Regions from separate parts of the Homo sapiens genome. Here region 1 is linked to region 2. A link is an interaction called in ENCODE POLR2A ChIA-PET data of the cell type or tissue named here. Cell type or tissue: HepG2. All regions are shown on one strand. Each heading gives the region's core, and the rest is flanking DNA. Links, peaks and the distances in the headings are about the cores only. Region 1 has its middle 48 kb from the start of TRAK1. Region 2 overlaps ULK4 (unc-51 like kinase 4).

Region 1 (5,382 bases), core at 193-5,192, 140 kb before region 2:
CATTACTGGCTTAGATACCGGCCTGACATAGGAAAGAGAGTGGTAGGGTGAAGAGAGTCATTCTCTGCAGGCTCAGAGATGTGTAGGCACAAGGACTCCCGCTATGTAATATACTGAATTGCTCAATTATCCAAAGTCCACATAAGCAAAAAGCTCAAATAAACAGATTTTTCAAACTGTCTGTATATGCTAATAGGCAATTATAGCAATGGCCCTGGAATATAGGCCTGATTCAGAACTCAGTAACTCTGAATAAAGCACATTATAAAGTGTTTCAATTTACTAAACACAGCAGCCTGATATCTAACCATCCCAGGTAAAAGAGTCTTGGCTAAGGGTGGTAGCCAGATGGCACTGCCTCAGAATCACAGAATAACTGCTGGTGGGGATAAGAGCTGGACTCCCCAGTCTGGGTCCTGGATCCCAACCACAGGTGTAAATTCAAGTCCAGCAAATGCCCCCTACTCCCATCTCTCCAAAGTCTGTACAAGGTGTACTCAGCAGCCAGAGCTTACGCATTAGCATTAGGCAAAGGGTGTTTTCCCACCACCTAGGATCGGATCCATGCTGACCCACCACCTCACAGAGAACAATGGGTTTATGTTTTTTGGGGTTTTTTGAGGCTGAGTCTTGCTCTGTCGCCCAAGCTAGAGTGTAGTGGCATGATCTGGGCTCACTGCAACCTCTGCCTCCTGGGTTCAAGAGATTCTCCTGCCTCAGCCTCCCTAGTAGCTGGGATTACAGGCACGCGCCACTATGCCTGGCTAATTTTTGTACTTTTAGTAGAGATGGGGTTTCGTCATGTTGGCCAGGCTGGTCTCAAACTCCTGACCTCAGGTGATCTGCCCACCTCAGCCTCCCAAAGTGCTGGGATTATAGGCGTGAGTCACCATGCCCGGCCTGGGTTTATGGTTTAAATGAGTAATAATGTGATTCCTCCTTCAAAATTTTTACCCTCAAATAGTTCCCACAGTAGGTTTCCTTTAACAGAAGCATGAGTCCAGCTTCTAAATACAGTTAAAACAAACAAACAAAAAATACATGTTTGTAGAGAAGTAATGCACTATGAAATGCATCCTCAGGAGCATACATTTATGGTAACAATAGATTTCTCCTTTGAAAAATTTTAATCACCACATTTCAAAATTGCCACATCCAATTTCCTGATTAGGAAAAAAAACAAATCTTTAAAAAAACACACAAGCATCAGCTGGCAAAGTTTTTATTTTCTTAAGCACATTGGTTTTGTAGCTCTAGCTTCCAAAACTAAGGTAACATAAAAATCCAGAGAAATCGTGTAATTGAAGTAAAAAAAAACAGAGCACAGGAAAGAAAACAGAGAAAATTGGCAGCAGACTCGTGGCTGTTTCAGTGGTTGATCTTTGCCATGAAATCTTCTTAATAACAAATAGAGCATTTATTAATAAGCATTTAACCTGTAGCACCTCCCCTTCTCCCCATGCAGATGGAGGAGGCTCCCACATCGGCTCTACCAGGGAGCTCAAGAAACAGCCACACACAGCTGGCAAGTGGCACAGACAGCCTTGAACTTGAGCCTTCTGGCTCCAGAGCCCAACCTCTGCAAATCCAATTTGTTGACTCTACTTTCTAGGAAAGTTGCCCTCTTAAACAGAGAAAAGTCCTTCCATTTAACACAACCAATATTCAAATGGCCTTCAAGAAAATACAATGGGCTAGGCACAATGGCTCACTTCTGTATTCCCAGCACTTTGGGAGACCGAGGCAAGTGGATCTCTTGAGCTCAGGAGTTCGAGACCAGCCCGGGTAGCACGGTGAAACCCTGTCTCTACCAAGAATACAAAAAATTAGCCAAGTGTGGTGGTGTGCACCTGTGGTTCCAGCTACTAGGGAGGTTGAGGTGGGAGGATTGCCTGAGCCTGACAGGCAGAGGTTGCAGTGAGCTGTGATTGTGCCACTGCACTCCAGCCTGGGCGACAGAGCAAGACCCTGTTTCAAAAAATAAATAAATAAAATGAAAAGCAGATGGGGATGAAAAGGACAGACTGGACACTGAGGCAGAACTGAAAAATTGATTTAAAATTCCAAAATCAGTTTTAAGATCCAAAATCAAACAATCCAGTGCCTTGGGCCACCTGAAAGCTGGGCTTCTGCCCAGGCCCAGGGCCCACCAGCAGATGACAAACACATGAGTTCCCATTTTCAAAATAGTAAACTTGACCACAGAAATAATTTTGTTTTATTTATAATAAATTTTAAAGTAATTTTAAAAAAAAAGGTGGCTTCCTGCCAACTGAAAGGTATAGAAGGCCGTCTGTCAAGTAATCAAGTGCTCTTAAGAGACCAAAGCATGGTCCTCTTTCAAACCTGTGCCCCCTCTGGGGAGTTGGGGTGGCGGGGGGGTGGGGTGGGTCCTGTCATCCTAACAGGCCACTGGGAGAACCGGAAATACCAAGAAACAAAGCCAGGGACTGGCTCAGAAATGGCCAAACGCTGCAGACACAGCCTGCCTGAGACCATGAAAACCAGGATCCCCTTTACTCCCCCCGCCCCCCCCCCAGCTCCATGGAGAAAACAAGACACAGGGTCTGGAGCTGGAAAAACACACTGGCGAAAAGCCAAAGACAACATCCATCAGAAGCTGGAGAGGTCTGCTCACAGGGCTGGGGGTAGGGGTGGAGGGGATGAGGTCAGAGCAGGGACAAAGGATTCCCAAGACAAAAGGAGAGAGGGAGGGCAGGGGTCAGGAGGAGGGGACTAGGAGGAGAAAAGGCAAAGAGACAAGGAGGAGGGAAAGAAGAGGGTGAGGGAAGCAGCAAGAGGGAGTGTGAGTCGGGGAGGGGATAGGAAAGAGAGGAATGCTGGACAAAAAGGAGGAGACGGGTAAGAGGACAAGGGAAGAAAGAACGGGAACGGGCAATGTGAGAGGGAGGAGAAGGAGGGCAAGAGGGGACAGTGACAAGCAGAGACAGACCCATGAGACAGCTGAGTGCCTTGAAATGGTTGCTAAGCTGCTGCCCATAAGCCCACAATAACAAAGCTTAAGCTTGGAGATGTCTGCAGATATACTAATCCTTACCCTTAAAGGGAGAGGAAAGATCAGCAAGAACTCTAAAGTCAGAGTCCCCAGGATCAAACTCCACAGAAGGATCCTTCCCAAAGTATTCTCTACAAAGGAGGCCAACGTCCTTTGGTAATAAGAATCTGAGATCATTCTTTTTTAAAGACGAGATGAGGAGATAAGTATAATTAGCCACACGTCCAGACCATGACAGGTCATGGTCTACTTAAATATTAGAGAATGTAATCAGAGCAGTGAGTACAACAGATGACCCGCCCCAGAGAGAGGAAGAGCTAGTGCACCCTCTACATTAAGAACTGTATTCCATCCTGGAGCATACACTGTGAAGCAATCGTTTTCATGGGTTCACTGAAAAACAATTTGCAAGCAGAAGAAATTTCTACTCAGAAGTCTCTATGTCATTGAAAAAAATAAAAGTTCCAGGCTGGGCGCGGTGGCTCACACCTGTAATCCCAGCACTTTGGGAGGCCAAGGCGGGCAGATCACTTGAGACCAAGAGTTCAAGACCAACCTGGCCAACATGGCAAAACCCCATCTCTACAAAAATACAAAAATTAGCCAGGTATGGTGGTGCATGCCTGTAATTTCAGCTACTCTGGAGGCTAAGGCATGAGAATCGCTTGAACCCAGGAGGCAGAGGCCACAGTGAACTGAGACTGCACCACTGCACTCCAGCCTGGGCAACAAAGTGAGACCCTGTCTCAAGACAATAATAATAATAAAATAATAATAATCTAAAAATCATTTATGATATACCATATTAATAAAAGGACACAACATATATGACCATCTCAATAGATGCAGAAAAAGGATTTGACAAAATTCAACACCCTTTCATGATAAAAACATTCAACAAACTAGAAACAGGCCGAGCTCGATGGCTCACGCCTGTAATCCCAGCACTTTGGGAGGTCAAGGTGGGAGGATCACCTGAAGTCAGGAGTTTGAGACCAGCCTGGCCAACATGGCGAAACCCCGTCACTACTGAAAATACAAAAATTACCTAGGCACAGTGGCTCATGCCTGTAATTCCAGCACTTTGGGAGGCCGAGGCAAGCGGATCACCTGAGGTTGGGAGTTCAAGACCAGCCTGACCAACATGGAAAAACCTTGTCTCTACTAAAAATACAAAAGTAGCTGGGTGTGGTGACACGTGCCTGCAATCCCAGACTCAGGAGGCTAAGGCAGGAGAATCGCTTGAACCCGGGAGGCGGAGGCTGCGGTGAGCCAAGATCGCGCCACTGCACTCCAGCCTGGGCGGCAGAGCGAGACTCCGTCTCAAAAAGAAAAGAAAAGAAAAAAAAAAACAATAGAAATAGAAGGGAACTTCCTCAACCCAATACAGTGTATCTATCAAAGACCCACTGCTAATATCAAACTTAACAGTGAAAGATTCAATATTTTGCCCCTATGATCAGGAGGGCATCCACTCTTACGACTCCTATTCAACATCGTACTGGAAATTCTAGCCAGAGCAATTAGAAAAAAAAAAAAAGGGCCCTCATATTGAGGAGGAAGAATTAAAGCTACCACCATTTGTACATGACATTATCTTACAAATAGAAAGTCCTAAGGAACCCGCTAAAAAACTATTAGAACAAATACACAAATTCAGCAAGGTTGCAAGATATAAGATCAACATACCAAATCAGTCGTATTTTTATACACTAGCAATAAACATTCCAAAAATGAAATTAAGAAAATTATTCCATTTATAATAACATCAAAAGGAATAAAATACTTAGGTATAAATTCAACAAAAGAAGTAAAAGATTTGTAAACCTAAAACCACAAACAATGTGGAAAGAAATGAAAAAATGTCTAAATAAATGGGAAAACATCCCATGATCAGGTATTGGAAGGCTTAATATTGTTAAGATGTCAATACTCCTGAAATTGATCTACAGATTCAATGCAACTCCTACCAAAATCCCAGCCGTTTTTTTTTTTTTTTAAGCATAAATTAACTAGCTGGTCTTAAAATTCATGTGGAAATGTAAGGAAACTAGAATAGCCAAAATAATCTTGGGGAAAAAAAAAACAACAACAAAGTTGGAGGACTCACACTGTCTAATTTCAAAACCTACTACACAGTTACAGTAACCAACACAGTGTGGCTGGGCGCAGTGGCTCACACCTCTAATCCAGCACTTTGAGAGGCCAAGGCGGGCAGATCACTTGAGGTCAGGAGTTCGAGATCAACCTGGCCAACATGGTGAAACCCCGTCTCTACTAAAAATACAAAAATTAGCCAGGCATGGTGGTGCACACCTGTAGTCCTAGCTACCCAGGAGGCTGAGGCAGGAGAACTGCTTGAACCT
Region 2 (5,382 bases), core at 313-5,312:
CTCGGCTCACTGCAAGCTCCGCCTCCCGGGTTCACGCCATTCTCCCGCCTCAGCCTCCCGAGTAGCTGGGACTACAGGCGCCTGCCACCATGCCCAGCTAATTTTTTGTGTTTTTAGTGCAGACGGGGTTTCACCGTGTTAGCCAGGATGGTCTCGATCTCCTGATCTCATGATCCGCCCGCCTCGGACTCCCAAAGTGCTAGGATTATAGGCGTGAGCCACCGTGCCCGGCCCACCTGGCTAATTTTTGTATTTTTAGTAGAGACAGGTTTCACCATGTTGGCCAGGCTAGTCTGGAACTCCTGACCTCAAATGATCCACCTGTCTCCGCCTCCCAAAGTGTTTGGATTACAGACGTGAGCCACCGCGCCCAGCTAGTAGGTGTGAATTTCTATGTCTTAGTGGTGTTGATTTGCATTTACCTGATGGCTAATGATGTTGAGTATCTTTTTATGTGTTTATTGGCCATTTTGTCTATTTTCTTTGGAGAAATATTTATTCAAAAATTTAACCTATTTTTAATTGGGTTATTTATCTCTTTATTATTTAGTTGTAAGAATTTTTTACATATTCTAGATAGGAGTTATAACAATTTTCTCCCTTTTTCTGGATTGTCTTTTTTCTTTCTTGATGGTGTCCTTTGAAGCACAAAAGTTTTAAATTTTGATATAGTCCAATTTATCTTTTTTCGTTTGTGTTTTTTGCTGCTTGTGCTTTTGGTGTAATATCTAAAAAAACCATTGCTACTCCCAGCTCACAAAAGTTTCTGCCTATGTTTTCTTCTAAGAGTTTTATAGTTTTATTAGTATCTCTTAGATTTAGCTATTTTATCCATTTGAGTTAATTTTTGCATGTGGCATGAAGTAGGGGGTATAGCTTCATTGTTTTGCATCGAAACATCCAGTTGTCTCAGCGCTATCTGTTGAAAAGCTTATTCTTTCCCCATTGAATTGTCTTGGAACCCTTGCTGAAGATCGATTGACTGTATATGTGAAGGTTTATTTCTGGATTCTGTTCTGTTATCTATTCATCTGTCCTTATACCAGTGGCACACTCTTGATTACTGTAGCTGTTTAGTAAGCTTTGAAATCAGAAAGTATGAATCCTCCAAAAAAATTTTTAAGGTGGTTTTGGCTGTTCTGGGTCACTTGCATTTCCATATGAATTTTAAGATCAGCTTGTCAGTTTCTTCAAAGGAGCCAGCTGGGATTTTAATCACAGTTGCATTGAATGTGTAGATCAATTTAGGAAGTACTGCCATTTTAACAATGTTAAGTGTTCCTCCACGAACACAGGATGTATTTATACTTACTTAGGTTTTCTTTAATTTCTTTCAATCATAGTTGTGTTGAATGCAGAACTACTTTGAATTAATTCTAAGTTATTTTTATGCTACTTATTGCTTGACAAATATAATTGCTTTTAGTTTTTACTGTAGTTTTGATGTAATGTGAAGTGTATTTGGACCATGTGAAGCTTATTTCTGCTTTGAAATTTAGTATAAATGGGTTATAATAAAATCTCACTGTGCTAATTTTTTGGTTATGTGAAATAGAAAATCAATGTAAATTAAAAAATTCATTTTGAAATGCGATAGATGTTGAAGCTCTTCTGGCAGATGGTTATAAAGAAGAGTATATAATCATTCTATTGAGAAAATATAATCAATAATGTGAATACCTAAGGTAGTTTATTTTACATATCTATCTATCTATCTATTTATTTATTTATTTATTTTTGAGACAGAGCCTCACTCCTGTGACCTAGGCTGGAGTGGAGGGGCATGATCGTTGCTCATTGCAGCCTCAACTTGTTGGGCTTAGGTGATTCTCTCATCTCAGCCTCCTGAGTAACTGTGACTACAAGTATGCGCCACCATGCCTGGCTAATTTTTTGTATTTTTAGTAGAGGTTTCCCCATGTTGCCCAGGCTGGTCTCAGACTCCTGGACTCAAGTGATCTGCTGGCCTTGGCCTCCCAAAGAGCTGGGATTACAGGTGTGAGCCACTGTGCTTGGCCTTATGTTTTATAATTTTTAAATGATACTTTTTATTCTATTACAAAACATATATAATTGTAAAAAACTTGTAAAATGTAAAAGAGGACAAAGAAAATAGAAAAATTATTTACGATATAATTCCCGGGTAAACACTGATTACTTTTTTTTTTTTTTTTTTTAAGAGCCTTTTGCCCAGGCTGGAGTGCAGTGGCACAATTGTAGTTCACTGTAACCTCATACGTCTCATACATTTTGATATTGGCATGATTGTGTTCATTGTAACCTCATATGTCTCATACATTTTGATATTACTGCTTCTGGTTTTATACATATGTGTTCATTTTGAAACAAGGGAATATAATTTTATAACAATTATTTTCATTTAATGATTATGATCTGATTGCAATTATTGATCATTTAGTTTATTCCTGAACATTTTATTTTATATATTTTTGCTGTTGTGAGTGGGATATTTGTTATATGGCATTCGTGCATACATTCAGTTTACCTGTAGGAAATTAATTTTTGCATACAATTTTTTAATTGGTCCACCTTACTCATCTTACATTTTTTTTTTTTTTTCTTTGAGACAGAGTCTCGCTCTGTTTGCCCAGACTGGAGTGCAGCGGTGTGATCTTGGCTCATTGCGCCTCTGCCTCCCGGGTTCAAGTGATTCTCCTGCCTCAGCCTCTTGAGTAGCTGGGACCACAGGCACCCGCCACCACACCCAGCTAATTTTTGTATTTTTAGGACAGATGGGGTTTCACCATTTTGGCCAGACTGGTCTCGAATTCCTGGCCACAGGTGATCCGCCCACCTGGACCTCCCAAAGTGCTGGGATTGCAGGTGTGAGCCACCATGCCTGGCCTAATTCTTACGTTATTTCTAAGAGTTTTCCCATTGATTAATTTTGGCTTTTTGGATGTTCAGTTATATTATCTATACGTAAAGATAATTTGGCCACCTCTTTCAAATATTGATGTCTTACTTTACGGACCAATATAATTTACTAGCAGTTCCTCCTCAGTGTTAAATCAGCAGGGATATCCAGCCCTTTGCTCTATCATTGACTTCTTTTCTTTCCTTCTGCCCCCTTCCTCACTCAAGACACCATCCTTTCCATCCAGGCTTTGCAGTAACCTGCTAACTGGTCCCCTCAGTTCTCCATTGCTCCCCTCCATCCATTCTCCACTGAAGCAAGTATGATGTATATATTTAAGTGTCTTCATTAACTATCACTGTCTTCTCTCAAGCAGTGCCAGGCATTGTTTTAAGTGCTTTGTGTTTATTCTTCACAAACCTGAAAGCTTGTTTGTTTTAATCTTTGTTATAGATGAAGAAAACAAAGCTTTTTTTATCTTCCCTAAGAGCACATAATTAACAAGCAGCAATGTTAAGTTTGCCCCTGTCTTTTTGCCTTTAAAGTCCATCTTTTTTTTGGCAATGTGAGTTTACCTCTGTCTTTTTACCATGAAAGTCCATCTTTTTTTTTCTTTAATTGAAAGTCCATGTTCTTAAACTTAGATTTTCTTGTTTTAAACAAACTTCCTCTTCATTCTTTGTGGGCCTTTTTTTTTTTTTTCTTTTTTTTTTTTGGTGGAGTCTCGCTTTGTCACCTAGGCTGGTGTGCGATGGCGCAATCTCGGCTCACTGCAACCTCCGCCTCCCAGGTTCAAGCGATTCTCCTGCCTCAGCCCCCTAAGTAGCTGGGATTACAGGCGCCTGCCACCATGCCTGGCTAATTTTTGTATTTTTAGTAGAGATGGTGTTTCACCATGTTGGTCAGGCTGGTCTCGAACTCCTGACCTCGTGATGTGCCCACCTCGGCCTACCAAAGTGCTGGGATTACAGGCCTAAGCCACTGCACCCGGCCTCTTTTTGTGTTTTCTTGTCTTTTGTCTGAGTTGCATGGGGCAGCTTGGGTTTCCAGGAACTTTCTTAGCTAACTCCTCTGTTCCTTTATCCATGCCCCTTCCTCACTCAGTTTTGGGTAATTTATTTTCCTTATTCCTTACTTCACTGATTTACTTTTCTATTTTATTTAGTTTGCTAGCCGTTGTTTCTTTTAAAGTTCTTAAGCATAAATTCTCTCTCTCTTTTTTTTTTCCCTGTTGGGAAATACTGAGGCATAGCACTAGGAATACAAATTATGTTTAAATAGAGCACAAAGAACCATCTCAAAGGAATAACTGATGGTGAATATCTGCTGATTCATTTCATTATGTATCAACTCTAACTAGGCTTAATAAATAATTGAGGTTTAATACTTAGGTAGCATGTCTGTATTTAAGTCTGAAAATTTTTTTTATGTTACAGCTTCAATTTCACATTGAATGTTCTGTAAAGCAGAAATAAATTGATTAACATTCTGTGAATGAAAAATAAAGCCGTTGGTCAGGCGCGTGGCTCACGCCTATAATCCCAGCACTTTGGGAGGCCAAGTTGGGTGGATCACCTGAGACCAGGAGTTCGAGACCAGCCTGGCCAACATGGTGAAACCCCGATTCTACTAAAAATGCAGAAATTAGCAGTGCATGGTGGCATACACCAGTAATTCCACGACTTGGGAGGCTGAAGCAGGAGAATTGCTTCAACTCGGGAGGCAGAGGTTGCGGTGAGCTGAGATTGTGCCACTGCATTCCAGCCTGTGTGATGGAGTGAGACTCTATCTCAAAAAAAAAAAAAAAAAAAGGCTGGGCGTGGTGGCTCACGCCTGTAATCCCAGCACTTTGGGAGGCCGAGGCAGGTGGATCATGAGGTCAGGAGATTGAGACCATCCTGGCTAACACGGTGAAACCCTGTTTCTACTAAAAATACAAAAAAATTAGCCAGGCACAGTGGCAGGCGCCTGTAGTCCCAGCTACTCGGGAGGCTGAGGCAGGAGAATGGCGTGAACCCGGGAGGCAGAGCTTGTAGTGAGCCGAGATCACGCTACTGTACTCCAGCCTGGGGGACAGAGCGAGACTCCGCCTCAAAAAAAAAAAAAAAAAAAAAAAAAGAAGCCATGCTGTTATGGAAAAACCAATTTGCCTCATCACAGTTTAGAACATTGAATTGTAAAGATATTTTTTCTAGTCCTAGCCAGACTTAGTGGTAACATGAGCAATTCAGTTACTTTCTCAGAGTTTTATATTTTTATCTGTAAAATGGGAATGATGGTGCCTACAGTTTAGGATTTTTGTGAAAATCAAATGAGACTGCAACCATCTTGAATAGCAGTTGAAGTACATTGATATAGGTGATATTTTACAGTGGTGTCTTCCTCAGCATCTTACTGGTTCAGTGTTTTAAAGATCTACATTAGTCGCAGAAACAAAGTCTAATTTTTGTTCTCATTTCAGATTACAAGTGGACACCTGAGTCAGCAGGACCTGGAATCCCAGA

What was found. Peaks named below come from ENCODE experiments on the same cell type or tissue, not always from the same donor. Only the 100,000 strongest peaks of a DNase experiment are listed, where the experiment ranks them.
Region 1: POLR2A ChIA-PET joins it to region 2 with 5 read pairs; 3 of 35 experiments call an interaction of 5 or more read pairs at or near these places.

Annotation. Positions count from the first base shown.
Region 1 is chr3:42,040,772-42,046,153 of GRCh38, reverse strand. It overlaps a transcript of TRAK1 not described here. Among named protein-coding and RNA genes, the nearest start is that of TRAK1, 48 kb to the left of the region's middle. RefSeq lists enhancers at 2,503-2,797, 3,024-3,293. In HepG2, for the core only: no CTCF peak of the experiment used is centred there; DNase peaks (open chromatin) are centred at 1,562, 2,593 and 3,307.
Region 2 is chr3:41,900,787-41,906,168 of GRCh38, reverse strand. ULK4 (unc-51 like kinase 4) reads left to right here. Exons shown (of 37, transcript NM_017886.4): 13 at 5,340-5,382. Among named protein-coding and RNA genes, the nearest start is that of ULK4, 59 kb to the left of the region's middle. In HepG2, for the core only: no CTCF peak of the experiment used is centred there; no DNase peak of the experiment used is centred there.